Linked DNA regions of Homo sapiens: all the other regions are linked to region 2. A link is an interaction called in ENCODE POLR2A ChIA-PET data of the cell type or tissue named here. Cell type or tissue: HepG2. All regions are shown on one strand. Each heading gives the region's core, and the rest is flanking DNA. Links, peaks and the distances in the headings are about the cores only. Region 1 has its middle 14 kb from the start of EIF4B. Region 2 has its middle 15 kb from the start of MIR9898. Region 3 holds the start of KRT18 (keratin 18).

What was found. ChIA-PET counts read pairs that join two places held together with the same protein. Peaks named below come from ENCODE experiments on the same cell type or tissue, not always from the same donor. Only the 100,000 strongest peaks of a DNase experiment are listed, where the experiment ranks them.
Region 1: POLR2A ChIA-PET joins it to region 2 with 20 read pairs; 24 of 35 experiments call an interaction of 5 or more read pairs at or near these places.
Region 3: POLR2A ChIA-PET joins it to region 2 with 17 read pairs; 19 of 35 experiments call an interaction of 5 or more read pairs at or near these places.

The regions. Positions count from the first base shown.
Region 1 is chr12:52,989,593-52,995,425 of GRCh38, reverse strand. No RefSeq gene overlaps it. Among named protein-coding and RNA genes, the nearest start is that of EIF4B, 14 kb to the left of the region's middle. In HepG2, for the core only: no CTCF peak of the experiment used is centred there; DNase peaks (open chromatin) are centred at 1,772, 2,215 and 2,615; H3K4me3 peaks cover 312 bases.
Region 2 is chr12:52,881,382-52,887,214 of GRCh38, reverse strand. It overlaps the pseudogene RPL7P41. Among named protein-coding and RNA genes, the nearest start is that of MIR9898, 15 kb to the left of the region's middle. RefSeq lists a silencer at 2,116-2,410. In HepG2, for the core only: a CTCF peak has its summit at 2,222 (motif pointing left); DNase peaks (open chromatin) are centred at 2,244 and 2,584; H3K4me3 peaks cover 425 bases.
Region 3 is chr12:52,947,368-52,953,200 of GRCh38, reverse strand. KRT18 (keratin 18) reads right to left here and starts at 4,083. Exons shown (of 7, transcript NM_000224.3): 1 at 3,611-4,083; 2 at 2,791-2,873; 3 at 2,295-2,451; 4 at 1,556-1,720; 5 at 1,345-1,470; 6 at 859-1,082; 7 at 295-479. The coding sequence starts at 4,027. The coding sequence ends at 359. It also overlaps a transcript of KRT8 not described here. RefSeq lists cis regulatory regions at 985-1,018, 876-1,056, 4,325-4,407, silencers at 3,040-3,054, 3,158-3,176, 3,400-3,423, 4,085-4,134, 4,175-4,254 and 3 more, enhancers at 3,211-3,310, 2,912-3,566, 2,478-3,677, 3,501-4,094, 4,095-4,688 and 1 more and promoters at 4,054-4,115, 4,325-4,407, 4,485-4,495, 4,416-4,495. In HepG2, for the core only: a CTCF peak has its summit at 843 (motif pointing right); DNase peaks (open chromatin) are centred at 3,260 and 4,270; H3K4me3 peaks cover 2,444 bases; H3K27me3 peaks cover 235 bases.

The DNA.
Region 1 (5,833 bases), core at 324-5,323, 110 kb before region 2:
GCCAAAAGCAAATATTAGAACATGGTCTTGGGGAATTATAATGTATTTAAATGTAATACATACAACTATAGCTAAAACATAGTGGGAACTGGGCCAGGCGTGGTGGCTCATGCCTATAATCCCAACACTTTGGAAGGCCGAGGCAGGATGATCCCTTGAGCCCAGGTATTGGAGACCAGCCATGGGCAACATGGTGAAATCCTATTTCTACAAAAAAAAAAAAAAAAAAAAAAAAAATAGCTGGGCGTGGTGGTGTGTGCCCATAGTCCCAGCTACTCAGGAAGCTGAGGTGGGTGGGTCACTTGAGCCCGGGAGTTCGAGATTGCACTGAGCTGTGATTGCCACTGCACTCCAACCTGGGTGACAGGAAGACCCTGTCTCAAAAACAAACAAACAAACAAACAAATAAATGAATGAAAAGAAGGCTGGGCGTGGTGGCTCACACCTGTAATCCCAGCACTTTGGGAGGCCAAGGTGGGCGGATCATGAGGTTAGGAGTTCGAGACTAGCCTGACCAACATAGCGAAACCCCGTCTCTGCTGAAAAAATACAAAAATTATCCGGGCATGGTGGCGGGCACCTGTAATCCCAGTTACTCAGGAGGCTGAGGCAGGAGAATTGCTTGAACCCAGCAGGTGGAGGTTGCAGTGAGCCGAGATTCCTCCACTGCACTCCAGCCTGGGTGACAGAGTAAGACTCCATCTCAAAAAAAAAAAAAAAAAAAAGTTAAAAAATAAATAAATTAAAAAGAAGACCGGGTGCAGTGGCTCATGCCTGTAATCCCAGCACTTTGAGAGGCCAAGGTGGGCGGATCATGAGGTTAGGAGTTCAAGCCCATCCTGGCCAATATGGTGAAACCCCGTCTTTACTAAAAAATACAAAAATTAGCCAGGCATGGTGATGCTCGCCTGTAGTCCCAGCTACTCAGGAGGCTGAGGCTGGAGAATCTCTTGAACCCGGGAGGTGGAGGTTGCAGTGAGCCGAGATTGCACCACTGCACACCAGCCTGGGCGACAGAGCAAGACTCCATCTCAAATAAATAAATAAATAAATAAATAAATAAATAAATAAATAAGGCCGGGTGCGGTGGCTCACGCCTGTAATCCCAGCACTTTGGGAGGCTAAGGCGGGCGGATCACGAGGTCAGGAGATCGAGACCATCCTGGCTAACACGGTGAAACCCCGTCTCTACTAAAAATACAAAAAATTGGCTGGGTGTGGTGGTGGGCACCTGTAGTCCCAGCTACTCGGGAGGCTGAGGCAGGAGACTGGTGTGAACCCGGGAGTTGGAGCTTGCAGTGAGCCGAGATCACGCCACTGCACTCCAGCCTGGGCGACAGAGTGAGATTCCGTCTCAAACAAACAAACAAACAAACAAACAAACACTTTTCAGGAAAATCACATAAATTGGTCTTCCTGAACATTTTACATGGGAACTGGTACTATCCAGAGCCTACTGTGCAGGTTTTTGCTCCAGTTCAGTCTTTAGGAGCTATGCAGAGCAAGAGTAAAGAGAAGAAATGCAATATAGGGGGAAGGAAAGTAGGTAGAATTCAGAATAGCCTTTTTGACTCTAAGGAATTTGAAATATGCAAAGGTTGTAACACAAGAACATTTTGAATCTTCATCTGTGGAGAAGCAGCAGGCACCCCCTCAGCAGTGTGACCAGGAGATATGAAAGATATAGCCAGGTCACCTCCCAGGGGTAGGTTCTGTCACTTACAGACAGAACCTTGGCATGAAACACTGGGCTAGTGTAGGGTTCTGTTGTGATGGCTGCTCCCTGGTGGCATTCCACAAGGTTCTCTCCTCAGCACTCCTCTCTTTTTGTACCAAAGGCTGCAAATGCCAGTGTCTCCAGGAGCCAGGTAGATGATGTGAATGATTTAAGCAGCCTGGCAAGCATGTGGCAAACTGCAGAGCACATGTTCCATGTGGCAGAAACATTTACTGCTCACCCAATATCCATGAGCTGCCCCACGTTTCTCAGGCCCCTGATGAGGGTCCTGGGACTAGTTTCAGCAAATGGACGGTTAGTTCAAGTACCATTTCACTTTGTGTTGGAAGCATGTAAGTGCCACAAAGCAGCCCTTCAGCTCCGGCTCCCTGAAGGGATCATCCAGAGCGTAAATTGGAATAGCAGAGTCATGAGATATGTGCAGCCTGGATCCCTGAGTCATTGCAAGGAAGAAAGCTACCCTGGAGAGTTGCCTGATTCACCCTGGACTTTGCTCGAACAAGAAACAAATCTTCATTGTGTTAAGTTGCTGATATTTTGTCATTGTCGCCTAGCCTACTCTATGTACTTTCTTTAAAGGTGACAGTCACAACTCAACCCTGACTCTCATTGTCAACTGAAATAGGGCCCAACGTTACCAGATCTTCCAGTTTTTCAAGATAAACTAGATATATGGATTTTTTTTTGGTGAAATAGTCCAACATTTAAAAGTGGATAGTTAATTCAAAAAATCACAACCCTGTGTAGCCCAAATAAAGCACACCTGGGGCCAATTTAGCCCATGGGCCACCAGTTGCAACTTGTGCCCTGCCCTGTTTTCCTTAGTGACTTATCAATTCCCAAAGCTTCTGTTGTCACTCCTGTTCAGATGGGGGCAAAGACCCTATCTTTGTGTCAAAGCTCCTGGTGAGCTCAGTGAATGCCTTCAACCTTTCAACCATGTATTTCTAGCTTTAGCTTAAATGCTGGAGTGTAGCCCCAGCATGTTCTTTTTTTTTTTTTTTTTTGAGACAGAGTCTCACTCTATCCCTCACGCTGGAGTGCAGTGGCGTGATCTCGGCCCACTGCAACCTCCACCTCCTGGGTTCAAGTGATTCTCAAACCTCAGCTTCCCCCAAGCAGCTGGCATTACATGTGCCCACCACCATGCCCGGCTAATTTTTGTATTTTTAGTAGAGACAGACAGGGTTTTGCCATGTTGACCAGGCTGGTCTCAAACTGCTGACCTCAGGTGATCTGCCCACCTCAGCCTCCCAAAGTGCAGGGATTACAGGCATGAGCCACCGTGCCCAGCCTCAGAATGTTCTTTAAGCTGTCAGTCCTACCTGTCCCCCAACAGCATAAGTACACACTGTTAGGGGCCTAATGGCTCCTTCTTTCCTTTTTCTTTCTTTCTTTCTTTTTTTTTTTTTGAGATGGAGTCTTGCTGTGTCGCCAGGCTAGAGTGCAGTGGCACGATCTCAGCTCACTGCAATCTCTGCCTCCCGGGTTCAAGTGATTCTCCTGCCTCAGCCTCCCAAGTAGCTGGGATTACAGGTGCCTGCCAGTATGCCCAGGTAATTTTTGTATTTTTAGTAGAGATGGAGTTTCACCTTGTCGGCCAGGATGGTCTTGATCTCTTGACCTCGTGATCTGCCTGCCTCGGCCTCCCAAAGTGCTGGGATTACAGGTGTGAGCCACCGCGCCTGGCCTTTTCTTTTCTTTTTTAAGAGCTGGGTCTTGCTATGTTGCCCAGGCTGAGCTCCTGGGCTCAAGCAATCCTCTAGCCTCAGCCTTCCAAGTAGCTAGAACAATAGGCATATGCCACTGTTCTTGGCTCTAATGATTCTTTCTCATGGCTTGACTCTATCTCCTTTTCTTCACACATTTCCTATTCAACATTGACATTTCTTTATTAGCTTCTGACCCAGTAATTTACTTTCCCAGTTATGGCCTTACATTGCCCTTTGGACCTGACAGTCTTGCTCCTCTGATTAAACGTTTTTCCCTCAGTTTTTTACTCTTTGGAGATTTGGAGTCTGCCTTCCACTGCCCTGTGGGTTTGCCCTGAACTAGTCCTGAGTTTTCAGTTCATCTCTTACACATTTCACATTCAACATGTCTCAAGTGGAAAGGTTCATCTTTCTATTCCAGCTTCCCTATTGCTGTTAATGGTACTACTATCTTCCAAGTCATAGTCTCAAACCCTTGGTATCATATTAATCTCTCCATCCAAAACCAAGCCAATTATTCATTGACTCCCTACCATGTGCCCTGTTCTAGGCACTGAATAGACAATGACAAACTAAAAAAAGTCTGTATCCTCACGGAGCTTACATTATATTGGGCATGAACAGACAAACAAATATATAATAGGTTGGCTGGGCACGGTGGCTCATGCCTGTAATCCCAACACTTTGGGAGGCCAAGGCGGGTGGATCACCTGAGGTCAGGAGTTTGAGACCAGCCTGGCCAACGTGGTGAAACCCTGTCTCTACTAAAATACAAAAATTAGCCAGGCGTGGTGGTGGGCGCCTGTTATCCCAGTACTCGGGAGGCTGAGGCAGGAGAATTGCTTGAACCCAGGAGGTACAGGTTGCAGTGAGCCGAGATCATGCCACTGCACTCCAATCTGGGTGACAGAGTGAGACTCCATCTCAAAAAAATAAATAAATAATAATTATATATATATATATGTATAATAGGTCAGATGATGATAAGTGCCATGGAGAAATAGAAAGCCAGAGAGCTAGAGAATACGCCATGGGGGAAGAGTTGTATTTTATATTTAGTTGTCAAGTGCCAGAGGGACTGAAGTAGAGGTGAAGGAAGTAGAAATGTGAGAGCAAGGCCTAGTGATATCTGGGGAAGAGTGTTGCAAAGGCAAAGTGTGTTCTTGGCAGGCGAGGACCCTGAGGTGGTGCTTGGCATGTTTGCGGCCCAAGGAGACTGTTGTGGCTGGAACTTGGTGAGCAAGGGAGAAGGTGGTAGGGGTTCCTATCCTTCCCTTCTCCTCCGTCCCCATGAACTCCGCTCTAACTATGACTTTCCTTTCCCCTCTGTGCTGCTTCAGGAATTGTCCCACTTGAGTTCATCTCCGCCCATCCACCTAGCACATAGTTCCTGGATAAATCTCCCTGAAAGAGCGCTCTTACTGTGTCACCACATCTCTTTCCAAGGCCCTACTCTCCAGCATTGAAAGCTCTGCATGAACTGCCCTCAGCTTGCTTTTCCTACTATATCTGTCACCTCAACTTCTGCCTGGCCCGGAGCGGACGCTGGGCTTTTCCATGTTACTCATCATTCTCTTCATCTGGAATGCCTGCTCCCTCTTAGTCTTGCCAAATCCTTTGCAGGAGAAGCCCCTCCTACTTCAAGACATCTTCCCAAGACATCCTGTTGGCCTGGTCTCCCATTTAGTTGTGTATTTGGCTTATTTTATCCAGGTGGTATTTTATACACAGTTTTTTTCCTCTTCTTCAGGGCCTTGTAACATGTAAACCTCATTTCTGTTTTGGTTTTTTTTTGTTGTTTGTTTTTGTGTGTGTGTGTGTGTGTGTTTTTTTTTTGAGACGGAGTCTCGCTCTGTTGCCCAGGCTGAGGTGAAGTGGTGCGACCTTGGCTCACTGCAACCTCCACCTCCTGGGTTCAAGCAATTCTCCTGCCTCAGCCTCCTGAGTAGCTGAGACTACAGGTGTGTACCACCATGCCTGGCTAATTTTTGTATTTCTAGTAGCAATGGGGTTTCGCCATGTTGGTCAGGCTGGTCACAAACTCCTGACCTCAGGTGATCCACTTACCTCGTCCTCCTAAAGTGCTGGGATTACAGGCATGAGCCACCACGTCCAGCAGTTTTTGTTGTTTTTTAGAGTCAGAGTCTTGCTCTGTTGCCCACACTAGGGTGCAGTGGTGCAATCATGGCTTACTGCAACCTTGAACTCCTGGGCTCAAGCAATCCTCCTGCCTCAGCCTCCTGAGTAGCTGGACTACAGGCATGCACCACCACACCCAGTTAACTTCTAAAATTTTTTGTATAGATGGGTGTCTTGCTATGTTGCCCAGGCTGATCTCAAACTCCTGGCCTCAAGTGATCCTTCTGCCTTGGTCTCTCAGAGT
Region 2 (5,833 bases), core at 305-5,304:
GCCTGGACTGTTTTTCTTTTTTTGTTTTTCTTGAGGCATGGGGAATAAGGAAGGGAGTTGATGGAAGCAGTTTCAGGAAGATGGGCCCTGGCATCCTCTGCAAGGGACACATGATTAAAGTCAGCACAGTGGGATAAGCCCTGGGTGAGGGGGCAGAAGACCTAGGTGGGCACCCTGGCTCTGCCAGTCACACAGGATCTATGACCCTGAGGATGTTGCCTCCCTGCTCTGAACTTCAGTTTGCTGCCAGTGAAATGGGGACAATCAGATTGCAGTGTGTTCATGAGGATTAAAGGCAGTAATGTTTATTAAGGTGATGCACGTAAAGATGTTTTGCAAACTATAAATAAAGATGCATGCTCTTTCCCTTAGGATCCCCTTCGAGATGAACTATCTCTCTGACCCCTTCTGTGTCCCTCACCCACCCCAGGGCAGCACATTCACTTTCCATAACCTCTATTCAGGTTTTCTTTTTCTTTTTTTCATTTTGAAAGCAGGAACTGTTTATTAATTGACCAGATTAGAAAAATAATCAAGGTAGCCGGGCACAGTGGCTCATGCCTGTAATTCCAGCACTTTGGGAGGCCGAGGTGGGCGGATTACAAGGTCAGGAGTTTGAGACCAGCCTCGTCTCTACTAAAAATACAAAAAATTAGTTGGGTGTAGTGGCAGGTGTAGTGGCAGCTACTCAGGAGGCTGAGGCAGGAGAATCGCTTGAACCCAGGAGGCAGAGGTTGCAGTGAGCCGAGACCATGCCACTACACTCCAGCCTGGGCAGCAGAGTGAGACTCTATCTCAAAAAAAAAAAAAAAATTATGGTGGACCCTTAGTTCATCCTTCTAATAAGCCTATTGATGTAGTCTTCCCTGTTGCCAACATTCATTTTCTACAAAATGGGTGGTCTTTTTCTTCATTCCACCTCATGGAGAGGATAATTTGAAGGGCCACAGGAAGTTATTTGCTTTTTTGAAGAGTTTTCCAACAGTATAGATCTCATGAATCAGAACCTCCATGCAGATGATGCTGTATTTACCAAGAGGTCAAGCAATCAAAGTGTTCTCTGTCAAGGCAGCTCACTTCTTATTAATTTTGTCATAACCACACTTACAGATTAGTTCATTTACTGACTTCATATTTGGGTACCCCCATGCAATATATGGTTCTACAATCCTCAGCATGTTAGTGGAAGCCTTGTTGAGCTTCACAAAGCTTCCATTGAAGATTTGACAAAGGTGAAAAAGTTGCAATACCTTTTGGTCCTGTGGGCTCACACATTGATACCTCTGATTCTGATGACCGCCAACTTGGTTGGGTTCTGCAGGTACATAGAGGTTGCCAGCTTTGCTTGCCATCTGAGCCAGTTGAATCTCAGTTCTATCTATCTGCCTATATTCCTTGTGATAGTGCTTCACTTTTCCATAGATAAGCTTCCTCCTCGCCTTTCTTTCTTTCTTTTTTTTTTTTGAGACAGAGTTTTGCTCTTGTTTTCCAGGCTAGAGTGCAATGAATGGTGTGCTCTTGGCTTACTGCAACTTCTGCCTCCTGAGTTCAGGCAATTCTCATGCCTCAGCCTCCCGAGTAGCTGGGATCACAGGTGCCTGCTACCACGCCCGGCTAATTTTTGTATTTTTAGTAGAGATGAGGTTTCTCCATGTTGGCTAGGCTGGTCTTGAACTCCTGACCTCAGGTGATCGGCCCTCCCAAAGTGCTGGGATTACAGGTGTGAGTCACTGAGCTTGGCTCTCCTTGCCTTTTGAAGTATCGTTTGGGCAAACTTCTTTCTCAGGCAGGCAAAATAATATGGAAAAAAGCTCAGGTTTTTCCAGGACACCTCCATGGTTCCAGCCAGGAAAGAGCTCCATTCAGGTTTTCCTCCTCATGTCTGTATTGGGTTTCAGTTTCCAAAGCACTCAGGAAGGCTCTGCCTTGTTTGATCCACACATGTGCCCTGTGAGGCCGATTAAAACCCCATTTTATAGGCCCCGGAGGGGCAGACTCTCAGGGTTGCCTAGCTATTTGGTGGCCGCATGGATCAGAACAAAGGGCTCTAAACCTGAGCTTTTTCCAGATTATTTTTCCTGCCCAGATGCTTCTAACTTAGGAGAAACTTGCAGGCTTGGAGGAGAGGACCCGAGTGGGACCATGCTAGTTGGGCCTGCCTTGGGGTGGAGAGGGACAGTCACCACCTTTGCTCCTGCGGGTCTCTTTATCCAGGCTCCTGGCGCCCCCTGGAGGGCATTGTGGGGAGTGTCCAGCCAAACACCCCGCAGTGCCACCGTCTCCTGGCTTCCAGGTGGTCCCCTGACACTACATTTCCTTCCAGCTCCGTCTACTTTTGGGTATTTATTAAAACAGTAAGACTTGTGAAATTAAATAATTCAAACTTAAAGGTGTTGGAACTTAAATTATTTTGAGCCTTGAGTGGAGGATAACTATGTGGCCCGTGCCACACACATGCAGCTGTGACTTCCTCCTTTTCCTGTAAAAGATTAGAAATAACCAAATAGTGTCAGAGATAAGACTCCCTCAGATCATTACCCCTCCTCATGGAATGTTAACGCAATCTTCTCTGGAATGTAGCAAGCTGTAATCAATCAAATCGGTGTGACCTATGCACGGGCTTTGTATGGAAAATGTGGAACTCTGTTAGACTTCCCTGTTTCTGCCTATAGAAGTAAAACCCTGGGAACACTGACTCCATTCCTTTGAAGTCTGTCTTTTCTGGGAGGCCATCTGGGTGGCTAGCCTCTAACTTTTGTTTTTTTGTTTTAGAAACAGGGTCTCACTTTTTCATCCAGGCTGGAGTGCAGTGGCTCAGTCTCAGCTCACTGCAGCCTCTACCTCCTGGGCTCAGGCAATCCTCCCATCTCATCCCCCCAAGTAGCTGGCATTACAGGTGCATGCCACCACAACAAGTTAATTTTTTGTAGTTTTGGTAGAGACAGGGTTTCACCATGTTGCCCAGGTTGGTCTCGAACTCTTGAGCTCAAGTGATCCGCCCATCTCGGCCTCCAGAAGTGTGGGATTACAGGTATGAGCCACCATGCCCTGGCCTATCCTCAAACTTAATGCTCAGATAACATCAATACTTAGGCATATTTCTGACTCTCATTGTTAAAAGTTGACAGAATATAAGACCTTGGTTTTTTATTATTTATTTATTTATTTATTTATTTATTTATTTTTTGGCCAAGGGAATAAAAATCTTAAATGCCAATGGGGGCAGGCAGCTAAGGTAAAAGAACAAAGTAAGTCTATAAGAAAATGCAGACAGACATTATGCTGGGCATGGTGGCTCACGCCTGTAATCCCAGCACTTTGGGAGGCCAAGGCAGGAGGATCAAGAAGTCAGGAGTTCGAGACCAGCCTGGCCAAAATGGTGAAACCCCATCTCTACTAAAAATACAAAAAATTAGCCAGGTGTGGTGGCGTGCACCTGTAATCCCAGCTACTAGGGAGGCTGAGGCAGGAGAATCGCTTGAACCCAGGAGGTGGAGGTTGCAGGGAGCTGAGATCACACCACTGCACTCCAGCCTGGGTGACAGAGTGAGACTCCATCTCCCAAAAAAAAAAAAAAAAAAAAAGAAAATGTAGACAGACACATAATGCTGTTTGCTCATTGAAACTTTGGTATATTCCTTGTGTTCACAAAGAATTATGCTTTGCCTTACTTTTTTTTTTTTTTTTTGACGGACTGTCACTCTGTCACCCAGGCTAGAGTGCAGTGGTGTGATCTTGGCTCACTGCAACCTCCGCCTCCCAGGTTCAAGCAATTCTCCTGCCTTAGCCTCTGAAGTAGCTGGGACTACAGGCGCATGCCAACATACCCGGCTAATTTTTGTCATTTTAGTAGAGATGGGGTTTCACCATATTGGTCAGGCTGGTCTCGAACTCCTGACCTCAGGGGATCCACCCGCCTTGGCCTCCCAAAGTGCTGGGATTACAGGTGTGAGCCACCGCGCCCAGCCTGCCTTACTTTTTTTGAAGCATATGGGGCTCTTATTCTCTCACATAGATTGAAATGTAGACACAAGTGTGGTTTAATTTTCTGTTTCTCCTCTGGCTTTGCTCTTCCCCCCGGGTGAGAAATCCGAGGGGTCCAGGGAGTGCACATGCCCAGAAAGGGCCTGTGTCCTGAAGTCCTGTCCAAATGGCCTAAGCATTCTTCCAGGAGCTGCTTGGACTTCTTCCCCATGCCCCACTTCCTGCATACTATTAGTCCTGGGGCAGCTGGGGTGAGAATTAGGGGTGTCTAGATCTGCACTGTCCAGTAAGGTTGCCACTAGTCACATATGGCTACGTGACTTGAAATGCAGCTAATCCGAATTGAGATGTTTTGAGAATATAAATTGTACACTCAATCTTGAAGGCTTAATATAAGGGAAAAAGAATGTAAAATATCATATTATTAATTTTTTATATTAATTACATATTGAAATGATATTTGGAGTATATTGGGTTAAATAAAATATATTATTAAAATTAATTTCACCTACTTTTTAAAATGTGTTTACTAGAAAGTTCCATAAGTGGCTTCCATTTGTATTTAATTTACTTATATATTTCTTTTTTTTTTTTTTTTTTGAGATGGAGTCTTACCCTGTTGCCCAGGCTGGAGTGCAGTGGCACAATCTCGGCTCACTGCAACCTCCACCTTACGGGTTCAAGAGGTTCTCCTGCCTCAGTCTCCTGAGTAGCTAGGACTATAGGCACATGCCACCACGCCTGGCTAATTTTTTTTTTTTTGAGACAGAGTCTCGCCCCGCCTAGGCTGGAGCGCAATGACATGATCTCAGCTCACTGCAACCTCTGCCTCTTGGGTTCAAACGATTCTCCTGCCTCAGCCTCCGGAGTAGCTGGGATTAGAAGTGCCCACCACTACGCCCAGCTAATTTTTGTATTTTTAGTAGAGACGGGGTTTCACCATGTTGGCCAGGCTGGTCTCGAACTCCTGACCTCGTGATCCGCCTGCCTTGGCCTCCCAAAGTGCTGGGATCATAGGCGTGAGCCACCATGGCCAGCCAGCTAATTTTCTGTGTTTTTAGTAGAGACGGGGTTTCACCATGTTAGCCAGGATGGTTACTTACATATTTCTATTGGCCTAGTACAGATAGCACTTGGAAGAGCAGCTGGGGCATCCACAGACTTGTGTGCCAGGCCCCTGGCCTGCAGGAAGGAGCTGAGGTGAGAAGAGCTGGGAACTATGGCTCTCCTTTTGCACCTTTTCCTGGTTCCTCAAATGTTGGGATCAGATCTGAGGCAGCCTCTTTACTCACCCTCTGCCAATCATAGCCACCTGGGAATGTGGTTCCAGAGTGGCCAGAATTTTCAACTTTGCAAAATAAATTAGAAATTTGGATTTTTACATGAAATCTCTTTATTTTCATTTTATTTTATTTTATTTATTTATTTTTTTTAGAGACAGAGTCTTGCTGTGTTGCCAGGCTGGAGTGCAGTGGTTGCCATCATAGCTCACTGCAGCCTCGACCTTCTGGGCTCAAGTGATCCTCCTGCATATGCCTCTGATTTTTAAATGTTGGCAACTAATTCAAATGTTTAGAAAAAACGGCCAGGGACGGGGTGGCTCACGTTTGTAACCCCAATACTGTCTACTAGTTTTCCTCTTCAATTTCCCCTCCTTTGAATGGTTCTCTTTTACTCAGTACAGGAAGCACATACATGTACCGTTCTCCAGGCTCAAGATGGAATCTCACAAAATCCAAACAAGGTAGGAGCAGAGGGCTGGCACGGTGGCTCGTCTGTAATTCCAGCACTTTGGGAGGCTGAGGCAGGCAGATCACCTGAGGTCAGGAATTTGAGACCAGCCTGGCCA
Region 3 (5,833 bases), core at 493-5,492, 66 kb before region 2:
GGTTCAGATTTCTGCTAATGATCAGTCAGGGACCTTTTGAACACCAGATCGCTTCAAGGCAAAGATTCCACAATTCCCTTGTAGGGATCCCCACAGCCTGTGACCCATCACATCTACTGCTCCCTCCTCTGTCTCTCAGAAGTGTTTCCAAGAATACAGATCCCTCTTCCTTCTACACCCCAATCTATATGAAACCCTCAGGGGTCAGAGGTGGTTTCTGCTGGATCAGGGATGGGACTGTTGGGTTAGGGCATTTGTGCACAATGAAAACAGCCAAAAGAAGACAAAGTGACATCCAATGAACTCTGAACTTTTTATTGGCCTCCTGCTCCCCAAAGGGTACCCTGCTTCTGCTGGCTTAATGCCTCAGAACTTTGGTGTCATTGGTCTCAGACACCACTTTGCCATCCACTATCCGGCGGGTGGTGGTCTTTTGGATGGTTTGCATGGAGTTGCTGCTGTCCAAGGCATCACCAAGACTGTAACAGAAGACCAAGCCCAAGTTATAAACAGCCCCGTGGAGTAGAAGGGAGACAAGAAAGGTAGAGGGAAAAAGCCTCCTGACCTCTACCTTTATCTCCAAATCACCCTCAGCCTCTTCCTCCAGAAAAGGGAAACTCAAGGCCAAACTTCATTTGCATACTAAGTACAGCTAGGGACAATACTTAGTTTGCTTTCTTCAAGGGGGAGACCTCTGTAACTGTTACTCCCTTGAAGACACAGGAGCACCCACGGAGCAACGGCCCAGTGCTCAGTGGATACCAGTGAACAGACACATGGGGTGCTTCCAAAAGCTCAGACTTTGGGGAGAAGTGATCTCCTGATCCCAGCACGTGTGGGTAGGAGAGCCCCACTCACTTAAAGTCCTCGCCATCTTCCAGCAGGCGGCGGTAGGTGGCGATCTCAGCCTCCAGCTTGACCTTGATGTTCAGCAGGGCCTCATACTCCTGGGCCTGGCGCTGTCCCTCTGCCCGGGTCTGTGCCAGCTCTGACTCAAGGTGCAGCAGGATCCCGTTGAGCTGCTCCATCTGTAGGGCGTAGCGGGCCTCCACCTCCCTCAGGCTGTTCTCCAAGCTGGCCTTCTGCAGGGGCACAGAGAGGAGGGGCAGGGTGAGCCCAGAGTCCCAGGACTGCTCATCCCTTCACTTTTGGAAACTTTTTTGGGCACCTGCTATGTGCCAAGTACTGGGATAAGGGATAGGAGTGGAGGGAAATGCAAAGAGGAAACTGACTCTTTCTGAGCTAAAGGAACTCATGATATGAGGGATAGGATTTGGGTTGAGACAGGGTTGGGTCTGAGGCCAAGTGAAGGAGGAGCTGGGCAGGTGATGTGAAGGCACTCACCAGATTTCTCATGGAGTCCAGGTCGATCTCCAAGGACTGGACTGTACGTCTCAGCTCTGTGAGCGTCGTCTCAGCAGCTCCAACCTCAGCAGACTGTGTGGTGACCACTGTGGTGCTCTCCTCAATCTGCAGGATGGGGACAGTCCATCAGGCCCCTCATTCCGTCTGCCTCCCTCCCACACCTTGGCAGCCATCCCCTCCCCTCACGCACCTGCTGAGACCAGTACTTGTCTAGCTCCTCTCGGTTCTTCCGAGCCAGCTCGTCATATTGGGCCCGGATGTCTGCCATGATCTTGGCGAGGTCCTGAGATTTGGGGGCATCTACCTCCACGGTCAACCCAGAGCTGGCAATCTGGGCTTGTAGGCCTTTTACTTCCTAAAGGTGACAGGGGCAAAAGTGAGGAGGGTTCAGGGTCAGAGCTCCAACAAGGCCTTTCTTCTGTGATTGCCTCTTCTAGGAGGCCTACAGTTGGAGAAGAGACAGGAGGAACCCCTTGGCTTGCACTCAGGGCAATGCCAGTTCTGGCCTTTCTACTCCAGTGGGTAGAAATGCCACCCACTCACTGATGGTTTCTCTGTAACTTCACCCTGTTCCTTTATCCACCCTCCCCTTCACAAACCTGCTCCTTCTACCATCTTTTAGGAAGCGCTGCCAACTCCATCTGCTGTCATTCCTTTATCACCCCCAGCTCCTAGTGTTAGCTGCTTCTACTTCTGTTCTCATCTCATTTTCTAACCCATATCATTTTGACCTGTAATTCAGGTGAGCCAGGGTGTACTCGACCCCCTGAGAATGCTCTTCATCAGAACGGTCTTATTTAAGAAGAGCCCAGGCTGCTATTTCTAAACGTCTTAGCAAGGCTACTTGCAGTTGGTTTGTCTTGTCTATTCTCCGACCCAGACTTCTCTTGGCCCCTCAATCCCTGGCCTGGCCAGTGGCCCCTGCTTGCCTCTTCGTGGTTCTTCTTCATGAAGAGCAGCTCCTCCTTGAGAGCCTCGATCTCTGTCTCCAGCTGCAGTCGTGTGATATTGGTGTCATCAATGACCTTGCGGAGCCCATGGATGTCGTTCTCCACAGACTGGCGCATGGCCAGCTCTGTCTCATACCTATAGGAGTGGAGGTGATCAGAGGGGCCCCTATCTCTGATCCAGAACCTTCTCAACTCATGCCACCTACTAAGAGAAGTTCTGTGCCCATTGCAAACCAGCAACTTGAGTCAGCAATTAGGTGGTAATCCCCTGAGCACCATTCTTGGCACTTGGAGGACAGTATTCTTAAACGGGGTTATACAAATGAACAGTTAAATGAATACACTGATGGACCCTGACTCTCATCCACCCACACCTAACAGGATCCCACTGTGAGCCCCTAACTGACCCAGCCTGGGGAGCAGATCCTTCTTAGCTCCACCCCTGGACCCCCAGCTCTCTAGCCCCCAAACTTACTTGACTCTAAAGTCATCAGCAGCAAGACGGGCATTGTCAATCTGCAGAACGATGCGGGCATTGTCCACAGTATTTGCGAAGATCTGGAGGGATTGTAGAGAGAGGTTGTTCCATGAATAGAAAGCCAGGGATGGGTGGGGTGAGTGTGTAAAAAGTGTTATGTATCCTAGTGAAAACTTCCTGGTCCCAGGAATAGCCAGAGGCTCTCCCTGGACACCTATCCCTTTTCATCTAGCCCCACCCCATTCCCTCCTTTCCTGGATTCCCAGATCCCAGCACTCTGCCCCTCTTGGGAAGCCTCAGCAGGCTGGCTAGCTGGCTGGCCTGCCTGCCCAGAAGTGAGTCGCTACTAACAAGTCCTCTTCCTGGCCCTCTCCTGGCATTTTTTCCCTAGTGCACCTGGTCACTCTGGGCCCCCTACACCCTGGATTGGCTCCTCCCAAAGGAAGGCCTCTTGTTTACTCCTAGATGACTCAGCCTTAGCCACATCCGCTTAACCCTCCAATAGTCCCCATTCCGCCAGAGCCAGTGTCTCCTCCTCTTTACAGGCCTTTCCTTACCTCCCTCCATGCTGTCCACTTCCTCTGTAAAGCTCTCAACCCTGTCCCCTTCCCCCTCTCTCCTGGGAAAGAGCCCTCCCATGCCTAGCTGCTGCTCTTAGGGACCCTGTGGCTAGGTGCGCGGATGGAAATCCAGGTATGCCCAACCCCCTCCCGGTGGAGTAGGGGTTGGGTGGTTATGGAATGACGGAAAGAGGCAAAGGAGTGTATAATTGGAGGGTCAGACAAGGCTGGGAGTTGAGGTCCCTCCTACCCCTTACCTGAGCCCTCAGGTCCTCGATGATCTTGAAGTAATGGCTCCAGTCTCTGACCTGGGGTCCCTTCTTCTCCAAGTGCTCCCGGATTTTGCTCTCCAGCCTCCGGTTCTCGGTCTCCAGGCTCCTCACTCTGTCCAGGTAAGAGGCCAGGCGGTCGTTCAGGCTTTGCATGGTCTCCTTCTCGTTCTGGATGCCTCCCATTCCTGCCAGACCCCCGGCTATCCCGGTGGCCAGGCCCCCGGACCCCATGCCGCCCCTGAAGCTGGTGGAGCGGGACACGGAGATCCGGGAACCAGAGCCCCCAGCGCCTGCATAGACGCTGGCCGCGCTGCTGACCGGCCGGGCGCCGTAGCTGGGCGCCTGGACAGAGCCCAGGGACCGGTAGTTGGTGGAGAAGGTGGAGCGAGTGGTGAAGCTCATGCTGTCCGGGGAGAGAGAAAGGACAGGACTCAGGCTTTGCGGACGACGGTGGCGGCCTGCGCGAGCCGCGCGACCCGAGTTATATCGCAGAGTGAGGCCCCGCCCCCGCCCCGGAGCCGCTTCGGAAGCCGGAGCCACAGGTGGACGGCTCGGAGCCCGCGCCCTCCGCCCCGGGCCGCTCCGCCCCGGGCCCCACCCCCGCGCCCTCCGCGCAGCCCTGCCAAGCCCCGCTCACCCCCCAGAAACGGGGTGGCCAACCGGGCATGGACACGGACAGCAGGTGTTGTTGGCCCTCGAGGCTGCTTTCAGGGCAGGAAATGACGTTATTATGCTCTTCTCCCCCAGGTGGAGGAGGTGCTGGCGAGTTTGAAATTTGGGAGTCTTGACCGGGCGCAGTGGCTCACGCCTGTAATCTCAGCACTTTGGGAGGCCTAGGTGGGCGGATCACGAGGTCAGGAGATCGAGACCATCCTAGCCAACATGGTGAAACCCCCTCTCTACTAAAATACAAAAAATTAGCCGGACGTGATGGTGCACGCCTGTAGTCTCAGCTACTTGGGAGGCTGAGGAAGGGGAATCGCTTGAACCTGGGAGGCGGAGGTTGCAGTGAGCCGAGATCGCGCCACTGCAGCCTGGCGACAGAGTGAGACTCTGTCTCAAAAAAAAAAAAAAAAAAAAAGAAAAAAGAAATTTGGGGGTCTGGTGGTGTGCGGGTGGAATGGCCTGTGAGTCCCTCTAGCTGTCCTTAACCTGCAGCCCAAATTATCCACTTGTGGAGGGGATCTTGGGGGCATCCTGGAGCCCCAGGAGTCCCGGGGAAGAAAGGCTGGGAGCTGGAGAAGAGGAGGAGAAGCAATGCCCAGCCTCATAGCTGCTTGCTTACACACTCACACCCCAGCTGCACCTGGCTCCCAAACACTCCTCGCCTGCCCACGTTTCCTCACACACACTCACACCCGAATCATACAGAGGTGTGCTCTCAAATGCACACACACATACATTCACTCAGCAAATAGGTGCAGACTCCCCAAAACAAACCCAGTCTCTGAGCCCCCTCCACCACCCTCCCCTCTCCCGACCTCACTCCCAAGGGCCTTGCCTCAGTGGAACACTGTGATTTGGACAGGGAATGCATCCTGACTTCTGCACACCGGTATATCACCTTTCCTGCATCCTTAATTAAACAAATCCTGAGCATTTACAATTCAACCAGTATGCATTCAGCACCTACTGTGAGCCAGGCCCAGTTCTAGGAGCTGGGAGAGAAGGGCGGTGACAAAAGAGACCAAAAATCTCTCACAGAGATGATAATGTGTCCCACATCGCCGGGCACAGTGGCTCATGCCTGTAATCCAAGCACTTTGGGAGGCCGAGGCGGGTGGATCACTTGAGGTCAAGAGTTCGATGCCACTGCACTCCAGCCTAGACAACAGAGCAAGACTCTGTCTCAAAAAAAAAAAAAAAAAAAAAAAATTTGAGACCAGCCTGACCAACATGGTGACACCCCTTCTCTACTAAAAATACAAAAATTAACCAGGCACAGTGTGTGCCTGTAATCCCAGCTACTCAGGAGGCTGAGGCAGGAGAATCGCTTGAACCCAGGAGGCAGAGGTTGCAGTGAGCCAAGATCGTGCCGTCGCGCTCCAGCCTGGGCAACCAGAGCGAAACTCTGACTCAAAATAAATAAATAAATAAATAAATAAAAGTAATGTGTCCTACATCGCATGGGGCCTGAGAGGACAGGCAGGCACTCCTAGGACCATCATAGCAGCGACCCAGCCCTGGTGGCCAGTGCCCCTCCCCTCT